Linked DNA regions of Homo sapiens: all the other regions are linked to region 1. The links are chromatin contacts, found by Hi-C or POLR2A ChIA-PET in ENCODE. All regions are on one chromosome and are shown on one strand. The core of a region is the stretch at or near the end of the contact, and the rest is flanking DNA. Distances in the headings are between cores, read along the strand shown. Region 1 overlaps LOC105376368 (a long non-coding RNA gene). Region 2 overlaps LINC02669 (long intergenic non-protein coding RNA 2669). Region 3 overlaps LOC105376360 (a long non-coding RNA gene).

Region 1 (3,113 bases), core at 432-2,931:
TGTCACTCCAACAGAGCCTCTTCCTTCCCTCTCACTGGTTTCTGCCAACAGAGGGCGGCCAGGCACCACGCCCATATGCCTTGAATCTGAGCTAACCACCATGTAGGATCTAAGAAAAATATGCTTACCAGATGATGTTGGCCAGGCGCAGTGGCTCACGCCTGTAGTCCCAGCATTTTGGGAGGCCAAAGCCGGCGATCACTTGAGGTCAGGAGTTGGAGACCAGCCTGGCCAACATGGTGAAACCCTCCGTCTACTAAAAAAAAAAAGTGCCGCTTCAAAAAAAAAAAAAAAAAGCCAGGCATAGTGGCATGCTCCTGTAATCCCAGTTGCTGGGGAGGCTGAGGTGGGAGAGTGGCTGGAACCTCGGAGGCGGAGGTTGCGGTGAGCTGAGATCGCACCAGTGCACTCCAGTCTGGGTGACAGAGCGAGACCATCTCAAAACAAAACAAAAAAAAAAAAAAAAGAAGGAGAGATGATGCTGCATGCCTGGTATTGCGATCTCAAAAGAGTGATCATTCTACATACATTCTTAGCAAAACCTTCTGTTTTTTGCAAACCTCAATAAATTATTGTATGTGCGTCATAAACTGCTGTAGAATTTTGTCCAGGCTCAACACCAGAATTTCTCCGTGAAAATCAGGAAAACAGCCAGTCTGTGGCACTTCTTCCTTTCCCAAAGAATCGTCAGTTTCCTGCACACGTGGAGGTTCCCGAGGCAGCACAGGGCCTTGTGTTTCTGGAAACATTGACGTGCAAGCCCTGATCCAGCCCATGTGAACAGGTTAACCTCACCTCTCCCAATTGGGGAGGTTATTCTCTCTGGTGAAGAAGATTTAAAAACCGTGGAACAGAGCAATTTTGTTTTCTGTCTGCCCCATGTCACCTTCACGCCTTGCCCAAAATGATTTTGTCAAAAACCCAGTGAAAACAACAAGTATGTTTTGTTGTGTTTGTGTGTGTGCTGTTAAACTTTCTGACAGGCTTCACGTATTCTGCACTTAAACTTTCTAGAAAATGTTCCTACAAGTCCATGTGCCTTTGAATATGTCCATGGTTAGATTGAATTTATGGAAACCCCGCTTACATACACTGGTATTTTAAAATATATCTCCCCATCCATTCTCTCTCATTTTCGGTTTTTTATATTTTGGATTGTTTTAAGCCTTGTTATTTATAAACTCGTGAGTTAATCTTTCCATTTTTAAGGTGGTAGAACCACTTTCATAGAGAATAATTGCATCATGACAGAAGTTGCTGCTTGCTCAGAAGTGACAGAGCATGAATTTAAAGTTAGGCCTGTCTGACTCCAGAGCTGGCATGTGTAGACGCTGACAACAAAGTGCAGACACATGTGTCCTGTCCCTGTCTTGGTGTGGCTTGGACATTGGGATTATAGCGGGCTGTCAAGGTTGAGAACCACTGGCCTGGAGCAGCTCAGGCCACCTGACAGCTGAGGGTTGGAGGAGGACATCCAAGATTATTCCACAGACCTCCATGTGGGCCTGAGTTGCAACCTTACACCCATAGAAGGTAGGACAGGGAGATGAGGGACCCCAGCCTTGAGAGGAATGAGTGACAACAGCTTCAGCTGGCCCCTGCTCAGCTTCTTCTGTTACCATAGACATGACTTGGGTTTAGAAATAAGTGTCCCCTCAGACTCGAGTTCAGCAGATGGTGTGAGGGAGACAGAGAAATGTGGAATAAGAAGGGGAACAGACAGTGGCCAGGGCTTCAGGCTGCTGCTGGGCCCTAGAACACCAAGTTCGGGTTGTTATTTTGGTGATTCAGAAGCAGAAGTTTCAAAGAGGGAAAGTTAAACCAGTGTGCAGCCAATCAGGATGCTATTCAAAGAACACTTGGTAAACAGCAGTGTCTAGGTTTTCATTGTTCTTCCTCCCACTTGTTTTTAGAAGCTGCAAGACCACACAAATTCTGGGTGGACCAAAGAATTCTTATCCTCAAAGGGAGAGAGAACATTATTGGCTTTGCCAGTTCTTTAGTGCACAGATCAAAGACTCCAAGGACTGCTGGGCGCGGTGGCTCACGCCTGTAATCCCAGCACTTTGGGAGGTCCAGGCGGGCAGATCACTTGAGGTCAGGGATTCGAGACCAGCCTGGCCAACATGGTGAAACCTCATCTCTACTAAAAATACAAGAATTAGTCAGGCATCACTGCATGTGCCTGTAATCGCAGCTACTCGGGAGGTTGAGGCAGGAGAATCACTTGAACCCAGGAGGCGGAGGTTGCAGTGAGCCGAGATTGTGCCATTGTACTCCAGCCTGGGAGACAAAGTGAGACTCCTTCTCTAAAAAAAAAAAAAGACTCCAAGGACAATTGGCATGAGAGGAGATGCAGTGTGGCTAGTTCATTCGTTTCTGAAAAATCACCAGATTAAAGTGAATGGGGAACTGAAATTTTTTTAAAAAAAGAAACTTAAAAAAGATGAATCATGAATTTTTTGTTAAAAATATTTTGATGAAGAAGCCAAACTGGATGAAAAAAAAATAACTGTGTCCTTGACAGTCTAGAAGAAGGTGGCATGAAATGGCCTGCCTGTCTTTGTGTGCATGTGGCTAAGTGCAATACTTGTGTGTACATGTGTGCATTAGTGTGTGCATGTGGCTATGTGCAATACTTGTGTGTACATGTGTGCATGAGTGTGTGCATGTGGCTATGTGCAATACTTGTGTGTACATGTGTGCATGAGTGTGTGCATGTGGCTATGTGCAATTCTTGTGTGTACATGTGTGCATGAGTGTGTGCAAGTGCATATGTGCACATACTTGTGAGTATATGTGTGTACATGTGTAAGTGCACATATTTGTGAGTATATGTGTGGATGTGTGTGTATGTGCATATGTGTATGTGCATATATTTGTGTATATATGTGGATGTGTGAGCATGTGCATATGTGCACATACTTGTGTGTATATGTGTGTACACAAGTGTATGTGCACATATTTGTGTGTATAGGTGCACATGTGCGTGTACATGTGTATGTACACGCACATGTGTGTATATACCTGGAACCAACTGAGCCTGCTGTGACATGTCATCTCTCCAAGAACCACATGCCCAGTGTCCAAAGTCACCCCCACTTAGTCTGGGA
Region 2 (3,113 bases), core at 275-2,774, 700 kb before region 1:
TTTCCATTCCTGCAGCAGCTGTACTGGAAGCTGCGTGTTGTCTGCTTTGATGAACATAGCCTGGGATGCTGTGGGCGCGAAGGCAGAAGGAAGCAGCTCCCGCCAGCAGGAGGGCCCTGCTCCACTCTTAAGCCTCCGAACCACAGCACTTTTAAGGAATCCACTCAGCTGTGTAAATTGAAGGATTCCAGAAAGCATCCTCCAGGGTGACGCTGACCTAAAATTCTACCACTTATCTTAGGCTAAGCATTACATTTTGTATTCAACCCTCTTTTCAAACGCCAAAACCTTTACTTTTTTCACCTTGGCATAAAATAATTTAACAGGTACCTCGCAGATGGGGGAGTAGTTGGGATGAGATACCCAGGATTTCAAGAGAGTAATTACCCAACTCTTCAATGAATACTTATTACACATCCGGTAAGCGTTCAGCTTGTACAGGGATCTGAAGATACGAGGAAATGAGCAACGCGGTTCTTTCCCTCAAAAGTTAATGGGTAAAGAGATACATGGGAGAAATGACAAAGTGTACTTGGGCTGAATTGGGCACTTCACTTCTCTGTGCTGTGGTTTCTGTACTCTGAGGACTTAGTGTAGAGAAATGCATAAAGACATTGATTCATTCCAGGTACTGGCACGTTACAAATCCTCGGGAAGTGTAAGCTGTTGTTCTTATCAACCATAGTAGTAGCAAGATCTTAAAAGATCAGTGAGCCGGGAAGCTCTCACAGCAAAAAGGGTGGGTGAGTGGGCATTGAGGAATGAGTAGGAGTTTGCCAGGCAAACAGGAGATGGGAGAGAAGAAGAGGATTCAGGCATAGAAAACAGCAATAGCAGAAGCAGAGACATGGGTAGAATAGGGCAGATGGGAGCCGCAGAGAGAGTGAGCCCAGTTTCACAGTAGGATTTACCCCACATGGACCCTCTGGTGACCACAGGGCCCCAGGACAGGCACTGCAGGACGGCTGGTGAGCAGCTCCATTTGTGGGGTTTTGGAAGCATCGCACATAAACCTACAGAGCCTTCTTTTCTTTCTCCTTTTCTTTTTTCCCCACCAGGGGCACATTTCTCTGTTTATATTTTCTCTCATTCTAAAACCATGTTGACAGATATGATTATTTACGAGTTCGTTAATAAACATTTACGGCAATTGATATGGAAAACAAAGTATGTGATCCATGATGAATCAGAAAAAACATCCTCACAATATATGTAACAGAGTGATATATAAATATAATGGACATCTTTACTTTTATAAATGAATGTGAAAATATTACAAAGTAACAATTATACATATATATTTCACAGGAAGAGAGTGCAAATGCCCAATACCTACAGGAAAATAAGGTAACTCATTGTAATTTATTTTCTCTCCTCTTCTGATGTTTCTCCTCACCTCTTTTTTTCTTGTGAGAGCTAGAGGATAATTCAGAATAAAGTCCCTGCTCTTCTGTGCTATGCTAGACTACAAGTATTTCAAAGGTTGAGGCTATGATTTCTCACAGTAACACCCACTGCATCTAGGGCAATGTCTCAAGTGGCGTAAACACTGAAACCTTTCACTTGTGTAACACATTTTTGTTGCTCACTTATATGAGTCAGCTGCTGTTCTAGTTCTTTGAGATACGTTGTTAAACAAAGGAGTCAAAAATGCCTGTCTTCCCATAGCATAGATTTCATCAGGTAGAATGAGGAAATGGTGGAAATGGACACAGAAGATATACGAGTAAGCCACACAGAATAGAGCAGGAGAGAAATTCTATTTATGTCCAACAGCAACTATTTTGTAAAATAATATTTCAAAGGCTTGGTGTAGCAGGGAGGTAAGAAGTTTAATCAGAAATGCTGTGACCGGATCTGAAGGTTAAAGCCAACATGTATTGATGATGTGAATTTGCTCACCTTAAAAGACATTTCTTAAAATAAAATGATTCTAAAATTCTAAATTTGGAGGAGGCTGGGAGGGTTCAATGAGCATCATAATTTATACTTCTGGGAAAGAGGATGTAGAAGTGAGAGAAGATACAGACCCAGAGAGGAGGGTTTCACTCCCAGTCTCAGAGGCAGCCTTGCAGCCTCATGTTTCTCATGCATTTGGAGGCATGGCCTTTATAAATCCCACTCATCCAGGGTGACTTCCGCCCCCATGAAAGTGGGAAAACATGGACAAACTACTGTTCTATCAGAAGCCCTCACAAAACACCCAACACTTTTTTTTTTACTCAAAGACATGTTAAATGTTTAATTAATTAATTCACTAATGAAGCCCGTAAGCTGTGCCAGGCATTGCTGGAACTGATGGGGGTTCATCCTTGAGTAACATGACAGCAACCAGTCTCCCTGGAGCTGATATTCCAAAAGGAACTTTTCCTAAGTCAAGGTTACATCTGAGCAAACTCAACATCTGATGATTCCTTTCCCAATGGCCCAACCTTCTGCCAGCTGATTATACTGAGAATCAACAGGTTTTGGGTTTTTCCCACTCCATCCCCTGCCTCTCACCCATTCTCCATGACTGATGTCCTGATCTTGTCCTGGGAGGCTGACCCTAAAGGATGGTACTAACCAGCTCCCTGGCTGGCTGCCTTCCTGTGGGGTTGGCCAATGAAAGTCACTGGCTGGAGACAGGAGGACGGAGAAGAGGGAGGATGTGGTATTTTCTCTTTGCTCTTGGAGCATTAGCGCACGGGCAGCCCCTGTGTCCATCCAGGGTGTTAGTGGCCACCGCTGGTCGGCTGCTTCTCCGTAGCTCCATGTCCCACTGAGTGCTGGCAGCTCCATTTCCTTCCTTGCTCTCTCCAGCCTTCCTGCTATTGCTGGGCTCAAGCGGCCCCAGCACCCCTTCAGAGACCCTTAGCTCTGCCCCAAAATCTGTAAATAGTCTTTCCATCAGTGTCTCTCCTCTGAAAGGTAAGAGTGCAATTCTGCTGCCTGCTAGGCCTCCGCCTGATAATCCAGCTTTGCACCAAGAAAGGGAATCTTGGTGAGAAGCAAGGAGATGAATGCATGCTCTAAGCATTAAAATCTCAGGCAAGGCCATGCTGATGTACAGCTCTTGTGGACAAGTGAACACAGAAACGAGAGTGTGTATGCGGAATCCATCACAGAGCATC
Region 3 (3,113 bases), core at 404-2,903, 550 kb before region 1:
TATGGACTAATTGATATGCTGCATAATGACCATTCATCAATGAAGGACCGCATATTCTATGGTAGTCCCATAAGATTCTAATACCATATTTTTACTGTATCTTTTACGTGTTTAGTATGTTTAGATACACCAATACCATTGTGTTCCAATTGCCTACAGTATTCAGCACAGTCATATGCCATCCAGGTTTGCAGCCTAGGGGCACAGGCTACATCATACAGCCTAGGCGTATAGTAGGCTATGCCATCTACATGTGTGTAAGGACACTCTATGATGTTCACACAATGACAAAATCACCTAATAGCACATTTCCCAGAACATGTCCCCAACATTAAGCAATGAATGACTGTAGCTGAAAAGGGTAATTTAACAACGGAAAGCAGTGGGTGGCAGTCAAGAGTTCTAAGAAGTCCAAGGTGAAAGTGCTCTGTGAATAGATTGCTGGTCTCCTATTTTGCTTTTTGAGCCCATCTGTGCTGTGCTTTTGGAAAAATGTTGTCAGTCCTAACCTCCAACACTCTCAGTGCATTTGGAGCAATACACTTCTGGTGAACAGAGAAAATACCATATTCTGCAAGTGAGATTTTTTGTCTCCATTCTGTGGTTATTCTTTATCCAACAAAATGAAGTTTTAGAATTTAAGTTAATGAACATTTATTGTGGACCTAGCTTACAGAGTAAAGGGACAGATGAGTAAAAGAGTCTTTGCCCTCAAGAGTTATGAAACCTGAATCACAAGAGAAGTATAAAAAGGGACTACCAGAGAGTTCAGATGAAATGAGGTGCATAATGAATGTGCCTTCAGTGGGGCACAGATGGAGTTATGTGGGAGGGCATGGGGAAACTCTTAATGCAGGAGTTGGCCTTCAGATGATCCTTCAAGTGGGATGGTCATTAGAAGGAGAAGAGATCCCCAAGGATGAGCAATGCCAGTATCTGAGGCCAGATGGCCCGGAAAGGCTGGTGCTAGGGGGAGCAGCAGTCACTCTGTTTGTCAGAGCCCAGGAGCTCTTGTACAGAGGCAATGGCTGCACCAGCTGGTGGAACTACATTGCAGGAAACCTCCAAAGCCACACAGGGTTCATCTGCTTTTCAAAAGGCAAAAAAGGACTGGTGGGAAGTTTCTGAGCCAGAAGGAGACAATATCAGTTATATCTAAACCAAAATATTTTTAACTTGGTGCAAGGTTTCTAGATAAATCAGGGAACTGGATAATGAGTCAGAAAGAGTGCCAGGAGGATGTCAGCATCGCAGAGGTGCTCCCTGCTAACATCACATCCTGCACTCAATTTTTTTTTTCTTTAAATCACTGCTCGGGTTGTGTGGCATGTAATGAGAATGGTAAAATGCTTTGTTCTTATTACTGTAATTTCAATAACAAATATGGAAAGAAACAACGAAATGGCCTACACAATAAAAATAATTGTTAACCCATTTTACTAGCTCTGTGGCTAAATTATATTTTTATAAATTACAGTTCCAGTGGAGGCAAATGTGCTCGCAAGTTCCTTGTTAACAAGGTCACCAGTATAATTTGAATATTTTCCACAGCTGTTGCTCTCACACCTAAAGAGGGAAACAGCTCCAGCTATGTAGGGCAAGTGAACGAGAATGCTAATGAGTCTAACAGATTGGTTCAAAATAGAAGCATAAACCTTCAATTCATGAGGACACAACCGTTACGAAACCAAAGCCGAGGAGCTGGTCTGTGTTGAGGAATTCAACACTGCAACATCGTTCGAATATTTGACATAGTTCTTGACCCAGGCTTGGCAAAATTTGTCCACTATAAATAGAGGAAGGAGGGAAAAGTTTATGAGAGACCATATAATTCCATAAACATGAATTTCACTCTTAGAAGAATCCATAAAGAATACTTTGAAAACATGCTTTGTGAACGCTCTTTCACTGAATTACTGTGTAAAGCGTTTTGGCAGCAGTATCATGTTCTATACAGCAGAGCTAAAATTGCAAATTCACAATGATACAAGTGATATTAGGTAATTAAGACAATAAAGATTTATTTGATGATAAGAATCAATGGCTTGATTTACCAAATCAATTGGTTTACTATTTTGTTTGTTTAAGTGGAGATGAAGTAAACTTCCATCACAGTCCTTAATGATAAATCTTTATTGTTGCTGCTCTTTTCCATTCTATCTGCGTTGAGAAACTAGTTTTTGGAACTCGCTGTAAGAGCTGTAGAATGGGAACAGGCTGAACCACTGAGTAAGAGGGAAACAGGTTTTGCACAAGACGACGTGCAAGTGGAGGATCTGACGTGGTTTGAAAAGCCGTGGGGCTTTGACTAACACACTGAGGCATGGAGGAAATGCCACCAAATTCCTACCAAAGCACACTCTGAACATCGACATTATACTAAAGCGAATAATAAATAAGGGGCAAGAACTTGCAGGCACTGCCCATTTGCATTAAAGTCTGACAAATTCCTGCTCCCAAAGAATTCCTCAGGAAATGCATTGAGATGATGATTCTCAGATCAATTCCCTAGCATTCAGGGGAAAAGTTTTTTAAAATCACAAAATTAAAAAACAATGTCTTTCAATACTCCAGGCACTGATTTGAGATGTTACACTTTTTGAAGCCAGACTCGGTACTTTTTGGTATATTGGGCTCAGAGTCTCACTGGTACTAAGCTTATTTGATGCTTTGGTGTGTTGGGCACAGAGCTTTCCCTGGTATGTAGCTTATTTGTAAGTTTCTATAAATTGTTGCAAGTCAGCTGTAGGAAAAGCAGGCATCTTGAGAAGTCCTGGTAATTATTCCAGAGCACTAGGCTTACATTAAAAAATAAAAAAAAAACTTAGCCCAGAGTGTTGTGAAAAAGACCAATGGAGATTATCATTTAGCTACCTAAGAAGAGTGTAAAGAAAACAAATTATTATCCTAAAATACTAGTGATGATTTACCTAATTAATCTTTGACAGCTTGAAATGTGTCCTCAGCAAACGGTAATGTGGTAGTGTGTGCTCAAGGAACACTAGATTAATGAAGCACAGATATAAAAATTGCATCTGTTAGATTATGTAATTCTCTCTGAGTAATTTTAATTACTGGGTATTTCAGGACCTTCCAAATCTTCTTAGAACAAA

What was found. A loop is a pair of places that touch in the nucleus more often than their neighbours do. ChIA-PET counts read pairs that join two places held with the same protein, here RNA polymerase II (POLR2A). Pooled maps may share reads with other maps.
Region 2: a map with no recorded cell type shows a loop between it and region 1 (5-fold over the local background). The contact joins two enhancer-like sites. A Hi-C loop is called at or near these places in 2 of 37 single-sample maps with no recorded cell type and 3 of 50 pooled maps.
Region 3: a pooled map shows a loop between it and region 1 (2.6-fold over the local background). The contact joins two enhancer-like sites. A Hi-C loop is called at or near these places in 1 of 37 single-sample maps with no recorded cell type and 3 of 50 pooled maps. POLR2A ChIA-PET finds 5 or more read pairs at or near these places in 1 of 52 experiments (A549).

Annotation. Positions count from the first base shown.
Region 1 is chr10:4,174,327-4,177,439 of GRCh38, forward strand. It overlaps LOC105376368 (a long non-coding RNA gene), which reads left to right. Exons shown (of 4, transcript XR_930587.4): 4 at 1-131. Among named protein-coding and RNA genes, the nearest start is that of LINC00702, 68 kb to the right of the region's middle. Within about 2 kb of position 1,682, at least 2 of the 41 ENCODE cell types and tissues checked have a DNase peak (open chromatin) inside an H3K27ac peak, as active enhancers do.
Region 2 is chr10:3,476,332-3,479,444 of GRCh38, forward strand. The region is part of intron 3 of LINC02669 (long intergenic non-protein coding RNA 2669); the gene reads right to left. The region is part of intron 1 of LOC105376360 (a long non-coding RNA gene); the gene reads left to right. The region is part of intron 1 of LOC124902538 (a long non-coding RNA gene); the gene reads left to right. Among named protein-coding and RNA genes, the nearest start is that of LINC02669, 25 kb to the right of the region's middle. Within about 2 kb of position 1,525, at least 4 of the 41 ENCODE cell types and tissues checked have a DNase peak (open chromatin) inside an H3K27ac peak, as active enhancers do.
Region 3 is chr10:3,622,283-3,625,395 of GRCh38, forward strand. The region is part of intron 1 of LOC105376360 (a long non-coding RNA gene); the gene reads left to right. Among named protein-coding and RNA genes, the nearest start is that of LINC02669, 120 kb to the left of the region's middle. Within about 2 kb of position 1,654, at least 7 of the 41 ENCODE cell types and tissues checked have a DNase peak (open chromatin) inside an H3K27ac peak, as active enhancers do.